Linked DNA regions of Mus musculus: all the other regions are linked to region 1. Evidence: chromatin loops called from intact Hi-C (ENCODE). Cell type or tissue: heart. All regions are shown on one strand.

Region 1 (8,000 bases):
TAACTCGAACACTCAAGGGAGGAGCAGGCACATCTCTTTGACTTCAAGACCAGCCAATCTACACAGTGAGTTCCAAGCTAGCAATGGCTACACACTGAGCCCAGCTCAGAAAAAAACAAACAGGATCATCCAACACATCTCACACCAAAGTCATCATTTTCAAATGGGATATCTACTCCCATTAAAATCCCCAAAGCACTAAATATTTTTCTTTTTAAAATACATAGTAGGTCATGCACCAGTCTAAACAATCCAATCAATGCTATTATATTGGGGGATGGGGGCAGAGTGAGGATACTGAGAAAAATCAGGATGCCAGGTTCAGATTCAGCAGGCAAACCTAACTTAAAAACCAAAAAAGTAAAAAATAAAAAAATTTTTAAAAATTTTAAAAACCCCACAGAACAGGGCTGGAGAAATGGCTCAGCGGTTAAAAGCACCGAGGTCCTGAGTAAATTCCCAGCAACCACATGGTGGCTCACAACCATCTGTAATGGGATTCGATGTCCCCTCTTCTGGTGTGTCTGAAGAGAGTAATGGTGTACTCATATATATGAAATAAATACATCTTTAAAAAAAAACACAGAACAATATAAAAACACCAATTTATGTAATAGAACTGTTCAATCTGTCCACATTCTTAATCTTATCAACCTGAGCTTATTTTCAGACTCAGCATAATCTGAAACTGTTAACATGTACTACTTTTAAAAGAAGGGATTACTAGAGGCTAGCACTGATACATAGCTAGAGATATCAAAGAAAATACCAGCAAATGGTACTAACTACCAAGTATTTAAAAGGACTGCTATATAGGTAGAACAATTGTTAGTGGAATATTCAAGGTGTTTGAGAAAATTATTCAAGAATCCTTTTTGCTCAGCTATTTTTAACCTTACAATTCTGAGTATCCTATCTAATTAAGCATACTAAGTTGGGAGCTACAGAGATGGCTCAGGAGTTATGGAACACTGGCTGTTCATCCAGAGGTTCTGAGTTCAATTTCCAGCACCCACTCAGAACCATCTAATAAATGCTCTCTTTGATGCTCTCTTCTGGCATGCAGGTGTACATGCAGCAGAGCACTCATATACATAAAATAATTTTTCAAAAAGAATACTAAGTTAATAAATGTAATACAGCAGAGCAAGCAGGGCCAGAGTGAAAGTGAAGGGGAGGAAAAGGGAAAAATAAATAAATAAATAAATAAATAAATGCAATAAATGTAATACAGAAATATGTGTTCTTGCTATTGATTATATGAAATCACCTATGTGTCTGTATGTCTACAAAAAAGGGTTACTGGTGTAAATATATAAATGTGTACAGTTAACCCATATTTAAGAAAATGATTTGGAACTATATTAAGCTGTATAGATGCTCTATAAAAGGAACATGCTGTTTCCAGCTAATTCACCTTCTCTCATTCTCTCCAACTATTGAGAATATATCCAGTATTCCTACTATTCAGCATGAAATGCTTATATATATAAAAAAAAAATACTAGGGTTACAGAATAAACCCATCCTACAAGTTATTTTCCAAATATCCAAATGATATTTAGTATTAAATATTTCAACCATCCAAACTTCTAATAATCTTTGTATAAATGGGAAATACCAAATACTTAAATAAACAAAAATGGTTCTATGATGAAAAAAAATCCAGAAGCATGTTTCCTTCAAGGTAGACTTTACTCAAATAAAAACTGCTATTTATTTAGAAATCATTGCTTCTTAAATTATTTTAATGCTAGTTTCATTATTAGTTCAGGATATAAGCAAAAGCATTACTATCACTTCTTGAACCCTAGCTGACTCACTCCAGTAACTAAGAGGCAGCATCCTTGCTGCCTGGCAATGAGAGCATCACAATCTCCAGGGCTTTCTTCCTTCTGGTCAAAGTGATACAGCACAGGTCTCCCTGCAGCCTTAAACTTCCTACAAAAGTATACAAATGCCCTCAAATCTCTCCGTGGCAAACAATCCTCCTAAAGGACTTTATGCCACGTTTTAAAAATATGAGAGGTGGACATATCCAAATGTCCTTCTCTCTTATGAAATGTGACACAGAAAAACAGGAAATTGATAGTTCTATAACACACGACCTGACAAACGAAATAAAGGAACTAAATAGCAAGTTTCAAAGGTGTCTTTGAACTCAGTAACCTTGGATTAAAATGTTAAATGATAAAGACAGTAGCATTATAGCCAACAAAGGAAAAAAACTGCTTTTACAAAAACTGACCAACAAGTGGCAAAGAGTTATAAAGTAACAACAACAAAAATGTACGTTAAAATGATTACCTATTTAAATGATGGAAATGATTTCCAGAGAAATCTGATTTGTAATGCATACTTTAAATGCTGTAAGACCAAAATCAATCATTTCTAAAGATGTTTAAGAATTATCCCCAAGTGAGGCATATAGCTTGAAGTCACAGAAAAAAATTCTTTAAAATGTTCAAAATTCACGAGAACTGTGCATTATGGAACTTGGGAAAAGTATATAACATATATTCCTAAATATAGCATTATGGTAATAGTGCTTTGCGTACTGAAGTCCTTGGGTGTAATATTATTCCTTGTGTACACCACTGCATATCCTTTGGCATCTTGCATTTCTAGGAGAGCAATGTCCTAAGTTAGTAACATTGGTCAATGACTGTTGTGACTTAAAGCTCTTGTCCCATCCTCACAGATGAAAAAAGCAACCTTAGGGAGCTTCAGGAAGACAGGCAAATTTTCATGTTTTGCAGAAAACATCTTCCCAAGGGTTTAGAATTTTTAAACTTTAGAACTTCTGAATCTGTCATTGATTTCAAGCTTCGTACTGAATGCAGTCAACCAGTTACTGCACACCACTGAAAACTCTTGCCTGAGTTTACAATCGAGGTTAAGCTAAACCCTTGTCTAAAAATCATTTCTTCCAATATCTTTATAATATAGAAGCAACTACGAAGTCAGCTAATGGCTGTGGCCCATTCAATGGTTGCATATGTGCCTACAGGAAACTCAGACTGATACATTGAGGCAGGACACCTTCCCTTTTATGTCTTTTTTATGAACTCTGAGGGACTGAAACCAAATGTGTGTCAACTTTCTAGCCAAGAATTCAGATTTGAATTCTGAATGCAAATACATTTAAAGGGGCGTGGGGGATATGCGGCCATAATACCTTAGATGTTTTGAACGGTGTGCACTGTTGTTCAACCTCCAATGTTTTATACTTGCATTCCATGTTACATACTTTTGGACTGGATTGTGGTTTTGTACACAAAAATAAAAACAACTCTTTTCTACCTTAGTATTCAACCTACCTGCCCATAGTTGTCTATGCCAGTTACTAATCTATTTAAATTTAACAAATCAAAAGCTGTCCTTAGGGATTGGCCAAGAGTCGTAAGTCCTTCTGCCTGAAGGTTTTTCAGTTCATTCATAAACGTTGCATGGTTTTCTTTCCATCCAGCCTGAAAAGAAAGATGTAAGATTTTTTTTTTTATCATTTGAAGTCATGTACACACATGGACACCGATTACAATGTGATGTCCACCAAGTAGGTATTCCATTTCAGGTTTGCATATTTAACTTCACTTTTGCTTGATATGGCTTGGGGAATGTGTTATAACTGTTGTCTCTGGTGAGGAAACTCTTCCAAAGGTGGCCAAGAATGAACCTGCTTGCCCTACACCTTTTGTTAAGTTAACAACCGTCTTAATACTTTAATAACTTCACTGGGAAATTTGCTAACATAACATCCTCCAAATTGTGTGCAAGGGACGGGTGTTGCGACGGTGCTAGTGGGAGGCAGATGGCAGCAGGACTTCTTAAGTTGACCACAGCTGTCCCACCGATCGGTGGCCTTCCTAGTTCCACTCTGTGATGACCAAGTCTCGAAGCCCCCCTCCAGGCTTCCCTGCCAGCTTTGGCTGATTCCCTTTTAATGCAAACCCGGGCTAGGCAAGGCTGGGCCCCGCTGTCACTCGGGCTAACTTGAATAAATATCCCCCACAGTTCATTGCTGCCGCTCACGCCGCGGAGGGGAAATGTCGGCCATGTTGATCGTAGCGCCTCCGCCGCCAGGCCGAGCAGGACCCGGAGGGGACGGCGGTGGGCCAGAAACTGCCACCTCGCTGACGCTCCCGGGCTGGGGAGGGGTGGGAGGCCGCGGGGAAGGGACCTGGAGGCGGGAGCGGCCGTGGGGGAGGGGAGCATAATGAAGAGGGGGCGGGGAGGGCGAGCTAGGCAGGATCAGGGAAGGGAGGGGGAGGGCGAGGGCTGTTACCTTGATAGCATAGGGCGGCTCTTCGAAAGTGACCAGCATATACCTGTCTCCTCTGCTGGCAGGGTCCCGGGCACGGAGCTGCGGGCCAGGGTGGGGACGGGCGGGAGAGAGGGAAACACAGAGGCGAGGTTACCAGTCGCAGAAGGGTCGCTGGCCGCCCCCACAGTACCGCACACGCAGGGCCGTCCCTCCGCCGCCCCCCGCACCCACAGCAGCCCCACATGGGCCAGGCCCAGCAGAGCCCGCTCCCAGCGCCCGCCCGCCCGCGCGGTGGGGGAGGGGTCCCCGCGCCCGCGGAGCCCGCAGTAAACCCGCTGCCCCCCGCCCTGCCCCCCGCGGGCCACCGGGTCCGGGTCACCACCGGGGCTGGGTTAGTCGGTACCTTCATGAAGGTCTCTACCGCGCCTTTGGCCGTGTCCAGGTAGGTGGTGCCCAGATGGCTGCGCTGGTTCATAGAGGCAGACGTGTCTATCAGGAACAGTAAGATGGGCATAGTGCTGGCCGGGGACACCGGGGCCCGAGGTGGTGAAGAGATGGCAGAGGTGGAAGCACCGGCGGCGGCGGCGGCAACCGCCGATACGCGGGGCGGGGAACGCGGCCCCCGGGAGGAAAACACCAGCTATGGGGAGTTTCTCCCCCGATAGTTGAGAGGAAACTCCCCAGCCCAGGTCCTCCCGGCCGTACCCCCGCCTCCGGCCTGCCTGCCCGCTGGGGCGGCCGCGCGGCCGTCTGTCCGTCCGTCCCCCCCGGCCTGGGGGTCCCGTCCCCACTCCCGGACCCTGTGTGTGTCCCCGCGGGAGACGGGCCCAGTTCCCCACCCCACCCCCAGTGCAGGGAGTGGGGACCAGGGATCTGGCGAAGAGGGGAGTGGGCTGAGGGGAGATTGGCCCTGGGGCTGTTGAGAGAAGTTTGAGAGACTCCCTCCGCACCCCAGCGGTGTCACCACTTTCTCAGCCCCTCTCGCTACTGAAGCGCTTTTCTCTCTCACACTCCGGTTTTAACTCGGGCAGGGGCTACGTAGGCTCCGCCCCTGACACGTACTCGGGTCATGTGATCCACAGGCCCACTGCCCTATTGGCTGGTCCTTACAGCCTCATTAGCATATTCAAACAGCTCAGGGGCGGGGGAAGCCTGCAGGCCGACCGAGAGGACAGTTATTGAGCACGCGCGGAGGCGGGGCAGCGGGTGCACGCTAGAGCCAGCGCGCAAGGGGCGGCGGGCGGCCCGAAGCCCGCAGCCGGGAGGCGGGCTTCGGGAAGGGGCGGGGACAGGCCGCGGAAGCACCGCGGGTTGGGGCGGGGACTGCGTCGGCGCGCGGAGGGCGGGCAGCGGCCCTAGGCGTGTGTGTCAAGGCGGCCGGCCTTTTGGCTGTGCGCGGTGACAGGGTCGGGAGAAGGGAAGTGGAAGCCGCCCCCAACCTGTGGGTGAGGGCCCTGCGTCGCGATTTGAGAACGCAGGGCCAAGAAGGGTGAACGGACGAAGAATACGGGAGCGCGCAGGCCCACGCGGCTGCAGCAGGCCGGGCCTTGGGGCGGCCCGGAGGGGGCGGGGGAGGGGAAGTGAGAGGTTGTTTATGACCTGGTATTAATCCCCGCCGGTCTTTCGGCTCCGGCTCTAGCCGGTCAGAGGATCCACCGAAAAGGAAGCCAGCCCTGGAGTGCCTCACCCAACCCTGCAAACCCGAAGCGGAACTCAGATGTGGACTAGTAAAGCAACTGTCCTCTCCAACCTAGTTCTCTCTTCAAATCGTGTTAAGGCACTAGACTAGATTAAGAAATGAAAGGGGGGCCTTCCAAATCCTAATCCACTGCCCTCGTTTTAAAAGTGAAAAGGGATGACCACGTTGCGCAGGTGACCCAGAGAATAGATAGGTTCCTGGGAAACCCGCCTCTCAAGTCTTTGCCAGTGTTGTGTCGGAAAACATTCTCAACCCCTGTCATATTAAGTCTTCAGTCTGCACCTGCAAGTCCGGAGAATTGTTCTCAAATGTAGTTGGGAAACTGCAAGACCCGCTGCCTGAAATATGAGTTGAATTCGGAACATTGAGGCCTTTTAAGAGTCGGTATTTGTAGGGCTTCTCCCACTGGCCCTGCATTTCCGGATTTTCTCTGCTGAAATTCTGGCCTGCTGGGCATCTGTAGTGACATGCTTGTGGCGCTTTTTTAAAATCAGGCTTTGTTGTTTGGGCTTTTCCTAATATTTCAAAAACAAAAGCCTCAGAACGTTGTTTAACTTATTATCAGTAAATAGTAGCATACTGTTCTATGGGAATAAACCATAGTACAGGCATGAGTTTATTAGAGAGTAAGACTATTAACTGATTAAATAACAACCAGGATGTGCTGCAGGCTAGTTATGCCTGGGGCTGGTAGAAATTAATATATGAATTGTGGTCCCTGTCTTCAAAGAGTTTGCAGTATTCGAAGAAAATATAAAAACGTTGAAAATCAGAAAATGATTATTGTAATTCGGGAAGAAAAAAACAATCCCTTAAATGGAGGGTGATAGGAATAGTTTCCAAGGTTTGTGTTTGTTGCTTAAGACTTCAGATCTCAAGAAGATCCTAATAAGAGATCAGTGACAATACAGAGTTGTTTTTGCAGCTCTGACATTTTTCTTTCCGTGTTAGTGCATAATTTTCAGAGAATTCGTCTCCCTTCTGGCCATGGCCTCTCAAATGTGTGTGAGTCCTGCCTGTCTGAAAACAGGCCATAATAATGTCTACTTCCTGTGTATTGTGGAATAGTATGAGCCCAATATGAGTTAAAGAAGCAACAGCAGCTGCTAGTGAAAAGAAAAAAGAGAAGAGAAAAATCAGGGCACTAAAAATGTGAAGAAAGCTTTGCTGATAGTCACAGCTAGGCAGAGGTACCAGCCAGCAAGGTTATCAGGCCCAGATAGCAGAATGCCTTTAGTCCAGAGAAAGAAATTTCCTCCTCCATATTAGGTTAGTTCTGATGGCGAGGAGGGAGGCTAAACCAAAACCATGTTTGAAGGAAATCAGATGAGTCTGATGATATAACATACTCCCATAATTAATATATCTTTTACAGTTATTTGAGATCATTTTCCAATTAAACCATGGCAGTTATTCCCTGAATCAGTGGTGTTGGCAGGTTGTCATCTAGGGTTGTTATGGACATGTGTGGTGAAGTTGCAGGTTAAATGCAAAGATCAGGAGAGACAAATCTTGAGAACTCACCTGGAGCAAATAACCAGAACCCATGCTTGTGATAGCACTGAAGACCAAAGATCAGATTTTCAGCCAGAAAGCTCAGAAGTTCTATATGACAAGGCCATTAAGTTGAACAGGAAATAGGATATATATGTCTATGTCTGTATATGTATTTATACAGCAGATACAAGTCAGAAACCAGGAGACATTGACAATCAGCCCTAGACAGAAATGGGCTACACTTACTCTGAAGTGACTGGTTTGCTTGGTTGGCGATGATGTAAGAGCAGTTCTTAGCTGGGACTCATGCATTAGCATTGCCTATAGAGCCTTAAAACATAATGCACCGAGTGTCCATACCAAGAGGAAGAAGGTCCAGTGCAGTTAGGGTAGGGGAGAGCAAGGAGGATAAGAGCGCTTGTCTCCTGGAGACCTGAGTTTGATCCCTGAAACCCACTTAGAAGGAGAGACAACACAATTATCCACACAATTATCCTCTGATTCCACATGCTTGATGTTGTACATCACATATATCACGTGC
Region 2 (8,000 bases), 120 kb before region 1:
ACTTGTGTCAAGTTGACATAAAACTCATCAGCACATACCTTGTCTTCAATACCTTAGATGCTCTCTTCCTTGTCTTCTGCTTTGGTGAGGGTTATATCTGAGGTTTTGTTGGACTACCTAAAGTTTTCATTTCCGGTTGTATCTGTGTTTGGGTATTTTTTGGTGATTTTTATCTCTGCGTTCACTCTTTTAACTTTTCCCATTACTTCATCCCACTGTTAGTATTTTCACAAACTTTGTTAAGGTATTTATATATATTCTGTTAAAGTCCTTGAAAATATTCACAACTGCTGTTTTGAAGTCCTTGTCTTGTGTTTCAGCTACAATGCACTTCTCAGGGTTATTGGGCTCTGGTACAGCATATCGTCTTGACTATTCATGTTTGAGTTTTTGCACTGGGGTCCAAGCATCTGACATGACTTCTGGTCATGTCTTTGTTGGGTAGGCATTCCCTTCCTTGGTTTCTGTTGGATTCACTGGAACTTACGAATGTGTGGTGGCTCTGGGCTGCCTGGTAGAGAGTGCTTCTGTGAATGGAAGAAAGGAAGAGAGATAAGCTAGGAGAAAAAGCTGAGAGAGGCTTCAGGAAAGAACTAAGGGGATTCTGTCCACACCAAGAGGTGGGGTCCTCATGATGTGGTGGGAAGAAGGAATCCAGCAAATAGGTTGCAGTGACACAAATAATAATCTAGAGAGATGAGTATTAAAAGCTAGAGCAACCTTGTGTCGGTACCAAGAGTTGGAGTCTCCAGTGAAATGAGCCGAAGTGGAGGAGGGGCACCTGCAAACAGGTTGTTACAAGAGGCATTATCTCCTAAAGTGTCAACCATCTTGAGTTGCCAAGGATGCTCCAGTTTGGGCCCTGGAAGTTCTAGTAAATTAACAATTGACCATAATTGCAGCTAGAAAGATGCACACAGTAAGAGAACACAGAATCACAGTTATTTTCTTATCACCCACATAAGGTCACTCACCCACCTGTAACTCCTGCTCCAGGGGATCCAACACCCTCTTCTGGCCTCCTTAGGCAGCAGCATACATGTGGCATATACACAGACATGCATAAAGAAAAATAAGTCTTTTAATGAACATAGTAACAACATATGAAGTAAAGAAGGCTTCACATGCAATCAAAAGTTTTATGACACATAAATGTATGCAGGAGATGAGGTACATTTATTTTTAACTATTTTTTGTGAGCAAGTCACTAACAGCTAAATCCAGTTTTTAAAAGATGGGATCTCATTGCATGTGCCAGAAAGATTTTACTGACAGGACCCTGATATAGCTGTCTCTTGTGAGGCTATGCCAGTGCCTGGCAAATACAGAAGAGGATGCTCACAGTCATCTATTGGATGGAACACAGGGCCCCTATGAAGGATCTAGAGAAAGTACCCAAGGAGCTAAAGGGGTCTGCAACCCTAAGGAGGAACAACATTATGAACTAACCAGTACCCCCCCACCAGAGCTGTGTCTCTAGTTGCATATGTAGCAGAGGATGGCCTAGTTGGCCATCAATGGGAGGAGAGACCCTTGGTCTTGTGAAGATCATATGCCCCAGAACAGGGGAATGCCAGGACCAGGAAGCAGGAGTGGGTGGGTTGGGGAACAGGGCGGGGGGGGGGGGTGATATAGGGGGCTTTGGGGATAGCATTTGAAATGTAAATGAAGAAAATATCTAATTAAAAAAAAGCACACACACAAAATAGATGGGTTCTCACTATGGAGTCCAGCCTGGTCTAAAACTCACTGTGTAGCCTTTAATCCACAATCCTGCTTCAGCCTCGAGAGTGCTTTGAGGATAAATACAACTTTTTGGTTTGTTGGTTTTGCTTTTTTGGTTTTTTGGGTTTGTTTTTGTTTTTGTTTTTGTTTTTGACAGGGTTTCCCTGTGTAGCCTTACTTGTCCCAGAACATGCTTTGTAAACCAGGCTGGTCTCAAACTCACAGAGCTCAGCCTGCCTCTGCCTCCTGAGTGCTGAGATTAAAGGTGTGTACCACCACTTCCTGCTTTAAGTGCAATATTTTAAGATCATTAAAATGTTGTCCAACAAATAAGAGCCACAATCAGTAAGAGAAGATTGGTGATAAATAATAGATAGATAGATAGATAGATAGATAGATAGACTCTAATCTATTTTAAAGCTTCCAAAAAGTAGAGAGTGAACAAAAGTAATCAATAACAGTCAAAAAATTGTCAAAGTGCCCTTGGGCAAACTAAAAGTGTTCACACCCTTTTGCTCTTCCCCAGTTACCATTTGCTAGTGTGTCACTGTGAGGATTTGTTTCCAGCACTGGGCTCTGCCTATGCTGTGTTCAGCATAGGTATTGTGTTCCATCCGAATCCTCTGAGAAGACAGAAATCCTGCTCTTCCTCATCTCTGCTGCTTTTCTTTTCCCATCGTTGCAGAGCCTTACCTCACAAGGTCTTCCTCTCCTCACTGGCACTACCACTGCTCTCAAGTACATCAGCACGCTTCCTTTGGCTCCCCCACCCCACCCCACCCCACCCCTGCATATACTCCAAGCAAAGGAAGCAATAAAGTCTGAGAGGACCCAGATCCCATATTCTCTCCAGGGAGAAATGTCTCACTGATAGTTCCCTCAGAATTCACACATCTCAGAGTTAATCTCTCCTTCCCATCTGCCTACCTCATCCTTCCTTCCAGCTTCCCCCATGCCTGTCACAGGCTGCTGGAAGCATACATCTTTTCTGCTAGTTAATGAATTCCTTAGGAATCCTACATTGCATCTCACTCCTGTTAGGAGCTCTAAAAATGTACTACACTGAGCTGCTTTGCCTTGAAAACGTTACAGGAGAAGCAGATGCACACATTTCCATGACATGAGAAAGTTAGGGAGCCTGGGACCGCTACCACATTTCCATTTAAACAGTGTGGCAGTTTCTGGGAGGGATTTGAGCTCTGGAGGACTACACTTGACAAATCCATAAATTCAGGCTTGCTACTTCAGCTGTTGGCAGCTATTAAATTTTCATTCTGTCCTGTGTGCCTCCAGTTGCCAGAGCACCGTCTCCAGATGAATTCCCTGGGCATCCGGGTTCATTTGTTTAGGTCATTGCTGATTTAAGGAAAGTGAGTGGGGCTGAAGCAGCTTTTCACAGCTGTGAGTCACAGCTGTGGCTCCCTGGGGTGCCGAAATAACAGTGCTGTGTGCTAATCCAATCTGTGCGTTTCCTGGGGCTGTCATTACTGCAAAATGAGGTAAACTCGGTGGCTTAAATGCTCTAAGGAAGCTGTAGTGCATGCAGCTGGAAATGAGGCAAAAGCATCTCGAGACAGTAATGATGAGTTACGATCAGAAAGGAAGACATCCCCAGCAGCCGAAGGAGTGTATCATAATCACTGTGGATGCTACCACAAACAGACTGTATACGCGTGTATACTGTGTGCTCATATTCATATATGCATAGATAAAATATAATACATGCTACAGCCACTAAAGACATACCACACACACACTCATACACTCACACTGCATATATGTATACAAAATACATGCTCTTGTCATAATATTTACTCTCTAGATACAAATATGTGTACCTTAGTCCCTACATATACTAATAAAAATTCTATACATATACATGTATTCATATGTATATACAGACTATAAATAATTAATACGACCATTAACATATCTCCTCCCTGATATTCCGCAGTCTATCACCAAATGATACTTCAGTACCTCAAGTGTCACAATGGGCCCACATCAAGTTCATGCACAGACCTTTTTCTTGATAGCCTACCCAACAGTGATGAGAAACAGGTTCTTATGACACCATCAAATGTGACAAATCACAGTGACACTCATTGTGGGTGTATTTATAACAAGCTCTCTTTGATATAGCAATGTGTCTACTGAAGCCCTAATTAATGCCCAGAACCTCAGAATATAACCTCATGGGCAGAGAAAGCTTTTAGAGAGCTAAAGACCCTAAAAACAGGGCATTAGGAGAGGCAAGTCCAATATGACCGCTGTCTTACTAGAAGAGACTGGGCATTTGCTGAGAAACGACCATATGACATAGGGAAAAGACATCATTTGCCAGCTAAACAAAGTACACTGAGAACACACGCCCTGCCAACACTGCAGTCCAGCCTCCAGGCTGGGATTCCAGCCTCCAGAAGAGGGAGATATGTTCCTGCTGTTTGAGCCACCACTCTGCAATGCTGTTAGACGGCTACAGGGGGTTTCCTGCCCACAACACCGAAACTATAAAGTTGAGGGCAATGAGGTTTTCAGTCTTCAAAAATTGTAAAAAAGACAAAAATCAGAGACCAGAACAAGGTCTGACCCCGTCCTTGATGGGCCACATGACCTGGCCTCAACTACTGAGCCTCAAGGACCTCATTCGCTTCAGAGAAGTAGGAGTGCCTTCTGGTAGGGTTGCTATGGAAATAAAACTGAATCGTGTACAGAAAAAAAAAAGTGTCTAACAAAGTAGCCAGCATGTAGCAGATATGCTTTTTAAAAAATAAGAAATCAGTCAGGCCAAACCCCGACACTTAGAAGGCAGAGGCGGGAGAATCTTGAGTTTGAAGACTGCCCGAGCCTTTTTGTCTCAAAACAATCAGAAGACATGGGGATGTGTGGGCCAACAAGCAGCACAACTCTAGGCTCAGGGTGCATGTCACCAGTGGCAGGAACTGGCGTTAGCATGCCACCAGTGGCAGAAACTGACTTTAGCATGTCACCAGTGCAGGTAGTGGCTTTAGCATGCCACCAATGGCAGGTACTGGCTTTAGCATGTCACCAATGTTGAGTACTGGCTTTTGGTCAGCATCAAAACTTTCTGAAATAAACAACTGATAGAGAGTAAGTGTTTCTTTGGTCCATTTGGTTCCTTTAGGAGGCTCCAGCCTGTGCTCTGCTGGGGGATGGGGTGGGAAAGGGGAGAATCCTTCATCACCTTCAGGCCTCCCATAAGAGTGCAGGGTGGCAGTAACAGCAGCCACATTGTAGAGCAAGCATCTCCCCTCATGGCTAGGAAGCTAAAGAGCAGGAAAGAGGGGACAAGAGACCACGGTCTCTTTAGGGGCACACCCTAATGACCTACATACCTCTTAGAGAGCCCCATCTCCTAAAAATTATACCACCTACTGGTAGCATCACTCTGGATGTCTAGGTGGCATTCAAGACCCAAATGTTACCAAAAGTTATGAAAATTGGCAGAGGCTATTGATGTTGTCTCCCCTGAACCTCCCAGCAATGGTAGACCTTTGTTCCCTTAGTCTTATAGGTAAGCAACTGGGAGGTTCATAGAAGTCAGGAAAAAGGTAGCTCCAGCCCTCTCAGCCAGTAAGAGAGACCAGTCCTGTCTCTTGTCCCAAGGCCTGGCCCCAAGGCTCGTGTACTTAACCTTGGCAGCACACTGTGTCCTGAGCCAACAAGAGCTCCTGCCAGCAACACTGCAGGGGATGCTCTGCAGCAGCAGTTGGATTGACAGCTTGGCCTTTTTGAAGAAGTGTGACTGACAATCCCAGCATCTTTGGATGAGGCTCTTCAACCGCAAATAAAAATGGCACCACTCGTCTTTCCTCCAGAAGGGCATGTCTGCTGGGGTCACCCTTGGGAGTGCAGGTGCATTTTTGAGCTTGGCAGAGATGATTGGCTGACCTGGAGAATCACCGAGAAAACCGCAGCTGTCTCACCTTGCTCTGAGGCAGGGGAACACAGCCACATCTCAGAGATGACAAGAAAAAGGCAACGGAGGTGTAGACTGCTGGGAGACATCCCTTCACCATCTAGCGCTTGATTGTGTGCTAGTCAAAACAGTTTTGTTCTATTTTTAAACACTGTTGAAATGAAGACTAAATTAATGTGGACTCAGATTTGAATGGGAAGAAAGGCACCAAAATCCATAATAAACTGACAGGCCGATTAATGTATCTGAACAGAGGAAGGAAACCATAGAAACAGACTGGAGATCATGTGGACTTCATTCATAGCATGGAGAAAGCAACTAAAATCTTCATGCAGAAATTAATTAGCTGTATAAGGCACCCAGAATGTGAGATGCTCTAGCGCTCTTCTACATCCCAAGGAAGAGGAAGTCATTGCCTCCTAACGAACAAGAATTTTTAGAATTCATGATGAGCAGGTCTTGTAATATTGTCACACACTCACTGAAGGGTGGGCACTATGACAGAATCAGGCCCAGTGGGGCTTCTTTTTGCTTCTCTGTCTATGCTCCATATCAGCCTGGGTGTGCTTGCATTACACCTTGGGAACAAGCAGCCCTGCTGGATGCTAAAGCCAGCATACCTAGCCATTGTCTAAGCTGGTGGATTGGGAACTGGACTTAAATGCATATTATAATTTTGGGTAGAAATAATGCCAAGTCTACTTAATATCAAAATATGAGGGGTTATTTTGGAAGGACAATCTGGGAAAATTCTGCAGAGCTCAATAACTGGGGTTACAAAAAGGGAACCATGCCCCCCAAAGAGCCATAATGTCAGCTCAGACGCGCCCCTCTGGGGCTCAGCTCTAACTAGGGCATGGCATCCAAATCTGGCCTGGGAGCTCCTCAGCTTTAGTCTAAAGCAGGGGGTCAGCCAGGCGTGGTGGCGCATGCCTTTAATCCCAGCACTCGGGAGGCAGAGGCAGGCGGGTTCCTAAGTTTGAGACCAGCCTGGTCTACAAAGTGAGTTCCAGGACAGCCAGGGCTACACAGAGAAACCCTGTCTCGAATGAATGAATGAATGAATGAATGAATGAATAAATAAATAAATAAATAAATAAAGCAGGGGGTCTCGGTCTTCCTGGTGCTGCGATCCTTTAACACAATCCCTCACGTTGTAGTGTCCCCCAGCCATAAAAAATATTTCATCGCTACTTCATAGCTATAATTTTTCTACTGTTATGAATCATAATGCAAATATCTGAGACACAGGATATTTGATATGTGACACCCCCACCCCCTGCATGGGTCATGACCCACAGGTTGAGAAATGCTAGTCTAAAGAGTAAAAAAACTAACAGGCAGGCATGGACCAAGTGTTGCCCATCACCGCAAGCTGAGCATCCGATATCTGGGACCTGTGATAAATATGTAGGTACAGGGTCCAACCCTGTGTGGGTTATGTCAGGTGATGGGGGAGTTTTGCAACTGTACCAGTCAAAATTGATCAGCCCATAAGCACACATGCCCTTGAGAATATGTGAGGTGTCCTCTCCCTGAAGCGCACCCTCACCCACTCCATCCTTCTCATAAACTTCTGGGTGGTGACTGACCCTTACCTCCTAGGCAGAACCAAGCACTCTGTCTTGGGGTTCCTACTGCCCTTGCTTCTGTCCCTGCTGAGCACCACAAATAGTTTCATGCCAGCTTCTGCTGTATACTCTCTTGTGACTGTGACACTATTTCCCAGCCCACTTACCCAGATTCATCTCACATGCAGTGTGACAATGCCTTGGCTCATACTCTGTGACAGGATGTTCTTCCCTTCCTGTTATTAGACGCGTTCTCACGACCGGCCAGGAAAGACGCAACAAACCAGAATCTTCTGCGGCAAAGCTTTATTGCTTACATCTTCAGGAGCCAGAGTGCAAGAGAGCAAGCAAGCAAATGGCGAAACCCCATCCCTTTTTAAGGAGAATTATCCTCCACCTAGGATGTATTACTCCCTGATTGGCTGCAGCCCATCGGCCCAGTTGTCATCACGGGAAAGGCAGAACACATGGTGGGAAAACTGCCCCTGCATGTGTGCAGACTATGTTTACCACTTAGAACACAGCTGTCAGTGCCATCTTATAATGGCAAATGTGAGGGCGGCTCCTCACAGATCCCCCTTTTCTTTTAATAAGAGCAATAGGCCACCCATATTAATGAGAGTGGAGATAGAGGTCAAATCCCCAGTGTGCAGGTAAAGGAGCCGTACACATAACCTCCTCCCAGGCTCATCACCCAGAGGGGTCCTGGTCTGGTCCCGTGTTGTTTTTCCTGGGGGAAGGACACTTGAACACTCAACCTTCTT
Region 3 (8,000 bases), 200 kb before region 1:
CATAGCATAATCCGGGACCCTTGTGAGCGCAGCCCTCAGATTTGCATTGCTATCAGCGCTGTGGCCCTCTGACCTCCACAGGGACCACGCACCAAGCTTCTTACAGCGTCCTTCTTTCTCGCCTGCTTCTCTAAATGCCCCCAGCTTCTCCCCATAAGCCAGTTTGAAATGCTCTTGACCCCATGGGTAGCTCCAGTCACAGCAGCAACCTCACATCTGGGCATCAACTTTCTATGTCGATCACTTCATGTTTCTGTGACAAATATCAAAGGGAATCGACTTCAAAGGAGAAGGACTCCTGAGATGGATCAGAGGTGAAGGTGCTTGCCACCAAGCCCAACGACTTGAGTTCGAGCCCAAATCCCTCATGGTAAAAGACTGAGAGCAACTTCTGAAAGTTGACCTCTGACCTCCACACATGTGAATGTGTTCATGTATACACACACACACACACACACACACACACAAACATAAATAAATAAATTTAAAAATAAAAGTTACTTTGATGCAGTGACACATTTTTTTAAATGCCCCTTGACCCCAATGAGACTGAACTTTTGGCAGGCCTCAGAGCAAAGTCAAAAATAACCCGCTGAGATCATTTTAAGACTATGTACTCAATGTGCTACCCTATTACATACTCAGCCTACTTACATTAACTTGTCTTTAAGAGAACAACGTAACCAACCTCACTTGCCTTAGATTTCTCGTTTAATCAGCTTTTACACCGTAAGCTAATGCATAGCTTTAATTTTAGGTTATGTATTCTTTTATGCCCCTGACTCAGAGCTAGCTAGCATTCTCTCTCCCTCTCCCCCTCCCCCTCCCACTACCCCCCCCACCTCCCCCACCCCCGGCTCTAGAATCAGGCTGAGACTCTGAGACACAGTCTCATGGACTCAATACCTACTGGATTTTCCACCTTTCTGTGAGGACACAGCTAACTCCCTCAAGCCACCTTAATGAATCCTCTTTCAAATACATATATTCATTCCATCTGCTCTGTTCCATAAGAGAAACCCAACTAATATGATCTGAAACCAACCTTATGTGGCAAACATCTCACACAAATGTTGGAAGCAACCCATGGATATCGTCTGATAACGTGCTTGCTTTTGTGCTGTTTGCTTTTCTGGGTCAATAAGATGACTTCTTTCCTGGTAAAATGCTGTTAAAGATGTCTGACATCCTTCATCCCTTTCCCAATGCCAAGCTCTAGGTGCTGCTCAGTAAGCACAGAGCAAAAACCTTTGTTAGGGACAGGCACAAATCATAAGTGTCAGGCACAGACACACAAGAGACAGGCTGGCCGGCCACCACAAACTACAAACACACAGAAGACATGAGGCACACGTGGAAAATTCAACTGTGGGCTTTCTTTCCCTCGGCCAAATTAAACCAACATTCCTTAAAGTGAGATCAATGTGTTTGGCGCCTCTGAGGTTCTGTTTAATGTTAGCAGATGCATTTTGATTCTTTATTGGGGGGGGGGGGAATAGAGGAAAGACTTAACAGGTGATTCGCTCACAGGTTGAGAATTTTCAGTTCGTGGCTGCTCACCTCCAAGGCTTTTGGCCTCATGCCACACAGGGTGTGTTAGGGCAGAGGTTCTACCCAGCGGGGACAGGATAAGTCCCCAGTGACCTACTTCCTCCAGCTACACATGCCACACACATGCACACACTGTCTAATAGTCCAATTAACTATGAATTCATCCAGGGATTGATCCATTGATGAGGGTAGCACCTTTCTGATCCAATCAACTTCCCAAAAAGCCTACCAGCTGCCCACCAAGCTTCAGATGACGTTTTTAGATTCAAAACCACAACACGGTAAATCGGCTTAAATCTTCCTTAAAGAACTATTCCTTTGTTTAAGCTAATGAGCACCAAACTGAATATAACACATCCATTTTTGCTTGTTTGGGGGAAAGAATTTAAGGTTTAGGGAAGGCTATTCAGATTTGGCATAGGCACACTTACCGATATTTTTTTTTCCTGATCGATACTGCATTTCTACTCTGCTTTTGTCTACTGCCCTTCTCTTTTGTGTAATGTGTTTAAAATTAGAGTCCGAAAGCAATGACAAATATGTAAAGTGGGAAGAGCAGGAGAGAGAGAGGGAGAGAGAGAGAGAGAGGGAGGGAGGGAGGGAGGGAGGGAGGGAGGGAGGGAAGGAAGGAAGGAAGGAAGGAAGGAAGGAAGGAAGGAAGGAAGGAAGGAAGGAAGGAAGAGGATTGTTCTTCACAGCTTGTCACACAGAAGTGACACCGCTGTGCCAGTTGAGAGGGCATGCAGGTAGCTAGCCTTCACCTGGGACACTGACAGCTCCCGTAACCAGTACTTGGCATGTAGCAGAACTCACACGCAAACTGTTTTACAGACATGATCTCTTGTAACTCAAAATGGAGGTTCAGGGACGATCACAGACGTGATCTCTTGTAACTCACAACAGACAGAGAAGATAGCAGTAGCCCAATATGCGAAAAAATTAAGGCTCCAGGAGGTTAAATAACTTGTCTGAAAAGAAAAGATGACAGGGTCATAGCTGGTTGGCAGAACATGCTCAAGGTTGCGTCTTCAGCACTACCCTACAAAAGCGAATACGACATACACTTAAGTGCCTTCCACTGCTTCTAATGACAACACCACCAGAATTAAGTCTAAGTTGTTCTTACCCCACCACCGCCGCCGCTCCCAAGTTGCCTCACTGGCTAGAGTGGAAAAATGACTTCCTGCTACTTCAATTATTAACCCATCCTAAGGGATGGCTGGGTTTAACAACGTCAATGTCCATCACCCTCTTGCTGCCAGACCCCTTTGAATGGAAGCACACCCAGGACTCTTCGTGTTATTTTAAGATAGATAACAAAAGAATACATTCTCTAGCAAGTTGGGTCAGTGAGCAAGGCGATAATGAATTCAACGTCTGCAGTTCTGAGAAACACCCACGTGTTTTAACTGGTCCTCAAATGGCGATATCACACTCTGCCCTGGTTGCGCTGGTGGGTGTTTCCCAGTACTGCTCGCAGAATGGGGCTGAAAAAAATCTCTGGGCAAGCCCGGGGACTCCAGACTCTTTACTGTGGACCCAGGGGAGGGCAGCTTTGCTACTAGACTCCATACATGGGGCCCGCACCAGTCACTATAGAACGCACAGCGCTGGCATGCACCAGGCGGGTTGCAAGATAAATACTGCACGCCCACTGCACTCCACGCCCACTGCACTCCTCGCTCATGGAGAGAGTCCATCCCCCGGCACCTCCCGCACTCACGCTCGCGCTCGTGCACACGCGCGCATCCCGTGCACCCGCTCGGATCCTCGCCTGGTGGCACCCGGCGCGCCCGCGCAGCGCCGAGCGGAGGGCGGGGAGGGCGCGGCCGCGAGAGGGCGCGGCGAGCGGCTTCCTCGCGGGGCCGGGTTGTTGCGGAGGCCGGAGACGAGGCTCTCGGAGGGTCCCCGGGGCCGAGGGAGCGCGGACGGCACGCGCGCCATGAACCCGAAGGCGGGCGGTGAGGAAGAGGACTGCGTGGACTCTGGCGCCGAGACCGGAGGGTGAGCTGAGCCCAGCCGGGCGGGGCGGGAGCTCAGTACTTGCGCTCGGGAGCCCGAGCTGGGGAGGCAGTCCTGGGGTTGGGGTGCAGTATCTGCGAGCCAGCGGCATGGTCTGTGGTTGCCTGGGTCAGGGTGGGAAGGGGCGAGAAGAACCCCACCCCGGGCTGCTAGGTGATGGGACCCGAGGTTCAGCGTCGTTCCTCGCAGCCCTGTGGCCCCACGGTGCCAGGTTCAGCCACTATCCCCCTTCACCTAGAGATGCGCCTGCACTTGTTCCAGCCAGGCAACTCTGATAGCTTTGGAGCCCCAGGCTGCTGAGGAGGAAAGCAGGTGGAGAGGGTGGGACACCAGCACAGGAAAAAGACTCCGAAGCCGGCTAGGAGGACTTCATATCTCACTTATACTGTGCTGCTGAGCGGCCTCTCCACCCCGCCAGCCTGGAGTACCCACAGGATGCTGTGATGGGGTCTTGTGTGCTTCAATGGACTCAGTAATTAGCTCCAACCTTTGGAGGCTAATTAGTCCTCTCCCAACAGCAGTTTTCCTGAGTAGGACAAAAGACGGAATGCATTTTCAGAAACCAATGTCCCGTGATGGTCTCCACCCAGCCCATATCTAGAGGATTTTCCTGTGCACAGTCAGCACCACAGCCAGGATACAAGTGCTACCCCAGTAGGAACGTGTGTCTTTTCCTATCTAGAGAAGTCCTGCTAGAGGTCAGGGGCTACCCAGGCTACAGAAGACCTCGGAATTCCTGGAAGGTGGAGAGGTTTCAAACTAATATTAGGATTTGGCAATCTACTGAGAACAGGGAGGGAGGCCAGTTCCAGAATGGACCTATGTTCTGACCTAACCCACGAAAGCGTCCCTCAAGCTCGTCCTGCCTCCCAACCCCACCCCTCCTTGCAGCCTTCTCCACCAGCCCAACCCTAAATCTGGACTGTCATTCTTCCCTACACAGCAGGCTTTCTCTTGTTACCCAACCATGGTAACCGTGACAGAGGAGTAACTTGATTTGATGTCCCCACCCCTGCCCACCATTGCTTTTGCTTCAATTCTGTTGGTGTACAGTTGTCAACTTAGTTTATTTCCTGATATTTTGGTGCTGGAGTTCCAACCTAAGTACAATAGACAAGGATTCTTTCACTAACTCACACTGCCATTATGTATCAACTTTAGTTGACCATCTTTGGCTCTTCTCCCCTCCCCCATGGTTAGTTGAACCATGAATAGAAGAAACAAAGCAAATATTGCCTGCTGTGTTATAGTTGGCATGAAGCAGTCACTGTCCCACTAATTTTCAACTTGAAGGGCTTACCTAAAGCAGATGTTTGCCCAAGGGTCTTGCCTTGGAGAAGAGGAAGTAGCGCTGTCTTTGAGGGGTGTCTTCACCCTAAAAGCCAGACTAGTATGACTACCAGGACACTTGGGATGAGCTAGTTAATATGGGGACACCCGTGCTTCTAGTTCCTACTTGTCATTAAAGAGTGTTGCTGTAACAGGACATTGTTCAAAGAACTCTTATTATGCCACTAGAAAACGTAAATTAATATGTAAGATGATATTATTTTACACAGAAGTTTCAACTTGTGACCATTAACCTTGTGTTTGCTGTTGACCTCTGTGTAGTTTGAATTTTGGTTTCGCTATCAAGAGTGCTGTTAATAGTTGGCTCGTTCTTTCTTTCTGCTGTTTTCCCTCTCTCTTTTCTCCAAGCTGAATATAGAGCACATAAAGCTCACTCACTGAATGTTTGCTACTTGTTGTTGTTGTTGTTGTTGTTGTTGTTGTTGTTGCTGTTGTTGTGTTGTTGGAAACCAGGTCTCATGCATTCCAGGTTGAACTTGAAATCACTAAGTAGCTGATGACAGCCTTAAGCCCTGATCTTCCTGCCTCCCTTCCCAAATACTGGGTTTACAGGCATGCAGCCCATGCCAGGATTTCCTCAGTATGTCCCTCTCCCTTCCCAGTGTTTACAGCTCTTTTGTCTATCAATGGCAGGAATGGGATGTAGCCTTGGGTTGTTAGTTCCTCTCCGCTGGCCACTTCTCCTCAGGTGTTTCTTTGCTCTCTGACCTTGCCATCCTGGCAGGCTTTTCTGATGCCTTACTTTCTGCCAGCTCTGCCCTTCTGCCTGGCATGCCTAGCTATCAGGGGAAATTCTACTCCCTCTCTCAAAACCCAGCTCAAGTGGCCTATCCACTAGGATGGGTGTCCTTAATCTGGGGTCCACAAATGACTTCAAGACATATACAAAATAATTGACTTGGTAAAGGTTTATGAGAAGAAAAGCATTAATTAGGCTCTCAAACTAGCACATGATCCTTTCTAAGGGGGAGGATGTGGGATGTTTCAGTGTCAGCAGATGCAGTCTGAAGATGGGCAATCAGCCACTGGTATCTCTGGATTTCAGTGTGGAGGTCTAACATGACAGTCTCTTTGGAACTGCCTTTGAAGTCCTGGGAGAGATGAACTCAGCTGAAGGTCACAGCGAACATTTACCTAGCACCCACAGTACTCTGTCTTTCTAAGCATCCACATGCTTCCTTGGCTCTCTGAGTCCTTAGCCAGCTCAGCTTTGAGAAGCCCTTGCATTGAAATGTCAGCAAAGGCAAAGAAACTGATGACAGAGCCCAAGAAGAAGGAGCAGGCTGTCCTGGGACCAAGAGAGGGTTAAGTTTGGGAGAAACAAATATCAATAATGACCAACTGAGACTCTCAGTAAGATAAAGACTGTGAAGTGCCATTTTATAAATGGAGATCCTGAAGTGAGGTTTTGGGAGTGGAGCGGTGGTGAGAGGCAGGGAGAGAGAGAGAGAGAGAGAGAGAGAGAGAGAGAGAGAGAGAGAGAGAGAGAGAGAGAGAGAGATCATACTGTAAGGAAAAGATGAATGCTGAGGCATTTTCTGGAAAATTCTCCAGAGGGGTAAATGAGGTAAAGTCCCTAGTCAGGGCTCAGATGAAACAATCCCTCTCCAGAGAAAGGGTTCTACATCAAGGGAACAATAAAGACGCAGGAGAAGACATGACTGTACATGATATTCGCATTCTGAGGAGGTAGATTTCAGACCACACATGGATGGACGGACCAGCTTTGGGTAGAAGAGGGACAGAGGAAAGAGCAGATGGGGCCTCCACTCTGTAAATACAGAGCACAGACTGGAGCTCTGACCTAGGTTGGATGGGCAGTATTGAGTGGGCTCTCACTAGGAGGCAAGGGGCGACTTGCTGCTTCTTTCCCTGCAGCTCCGGTACCTAGGATCAGACAGAGTTCCAGGCTACTTGTGCTCCCCACAGATTGGAAGAAGGGTGTATGTGCAGAGAAGAACACAAAACAAAGGACTCTGGGATATCGCTTGGGTTGATTTTCTTTCTGTGTGATCAGAGAGATGGTTCTAAGAAACACTGTGGGTCCCACTGGTAGTGAACAGGCTGGGCTGGTCATTTTGGAAGTTAGAGTCAGCCTGCTTATGTTCTAGTCCCGGTTCCACTTAGGAAGTGTGAAACCGTGAGCCAATCACTTCCTCTCTCTCTCTACCTTCGGCTCCCTGCTCCATACAGTGAAGATAATAATATCTCTGAAATCGTTGCTGTAAAGATTAAATGAGTGTGCTCATTTAAAGCTTCTGGACTGGTGCCTGGCATCAGTCAACCTGAGCCCCTGGGGCTCATTTCTCATCATATTGTTATGACAAAGAACTCTCCGATGGCAAACTTAAGAGTTTTATAAGATAACAATGGTGACATCATAACCACAGGCTCTCCTTTTGTTTTGTTTTGAGACAATCTTACTATGTAGCTGAGGAGGTCCCCAGTTGCGAATACCCCTGCCTTAGCCTCCCAAGTGCTGGGATTATGGGCATGTGCCCCTACACCAAGCTCCTTGCACTATTTATATCCAACAGAGTAGACACTCAGACGTTTCTAGACAGTTTAAGGAAGCTGAGCGTCATTCAGAACATCCAGCCACAGCTGGGAGTTGTCATTGCTATTATAGTACAAATAGGATGCAGAATCTCAAGGGGTCCGTGGCCTAATGTCCTGCAGCCCATTGTCCTGCAACCCAAGTCTTCAGCATGCTTCTCACCTAGTAACCTCAACTCTCAAGGAACCATTTTATCTGTAAACAGTCCTTATTTTCGTTTGGAGGAAATGCTGCCTTTTCAGACCTACCTTCCTAACATGGGCCAAGACTAAAGGGCAGACTAGTATTCTGTGACAATAGATGTCATTTGGAAGCTGTACTGGAAAATGAGCCTGTGCTTCTGTCTGCTGTTAGGAGAAACTAGCAAGCCATTGATAACATTGGCAAAGTAGCTTATGACACGGAATTTCTTCACAGAGGGACAGGCAGTTCCTCGAAAATACAAATAAAAGCCAGTGCCAGCAATGACTGTCTTCAGTGAGTCTTCAAGACATAGCCTCTACCCTGTCATGTCTAGTAT

What was found. Peaks named below come from ENCODE experiments on the same cell type or tissue, not always from the same donor. Only the 100,000 strongest peaks of a DNase experiment are listed, where the experiment ranks them.
Region 2: a loop joins it to region 1, with 2.7 times the contacts of the local background. A loop is called at or near these places in 3 of 42 quality-filtered maps.
Region 3: a loop joins it to region 1, with 8 times the contacts of the local background. A loop is called at or near these places in 4 of 42 quality-filtered maps.

The regions. Positions count from the first base shown.
Region 1 is chr14:62,755,882-62,763,881 of GRCm38, forward strand. Ints6 (integrator complex subunit 6) reads right to left here and starts at 5,231. Exons shown (of 19, transcript NM_008715.2): 1 at 4,667-5,231; 2 at 4,285-4,362; 3 at 3,320-3,469. The coding sequence starts at 4,777. It overlaps 4931440J10Rik (RIKEN cDNA 4931440J10 gene), which reads left to right and starts at 4,620. Exons shown (of 7, transcript NR_045503.1): 1 at 4,620-4,705. In heart, CTCF peaks have their summits at 3,801 and 4,054; DNase peaks (open chromatin) are centred at 4,000, 4,060, 4,790 and 5,360; H3K4me3 peaks cover 3,618 bases; H3K27ac peaks cover 4,039 bases.
Region 2 is chr14:62,635,139-62,643,138 of GRCm38, forward strand. The region is part of intron 1 of Gm52153 (a long non-coding RNA gene); the gene reads left to right. Among named protein-coding and RNA genes, the nearest start is that of Gm23816, 4.0 kb to the left of the region's middle. In heart, a CTCF peak has its summit at 4,150 (motif pointing right); a DNase peak (open chromatin) is centred at 4,103.
Region 3 is chr14:62,552,360-62,560,359 of GRCm38, forward strand. It overlaps Fam124a (family with sequence similarity 124, member A), which reads left to right and starts at 3,378. Exons shown (of 4, transcript NM_001243857.1): 1 at 3,378-3,555. The coding sequence starts at 3,494. In heart, CTCF peaks have their summits at 3,378 (motif pointing right) and 3,591; DNase peaks (open chromatin) are centred at 3,262 and 4,282; H3K4me3 peaks cover 1,882 bases; H3K27ac peaks cover 964 bases; H3K27me3 peaks cover 2,273 bases.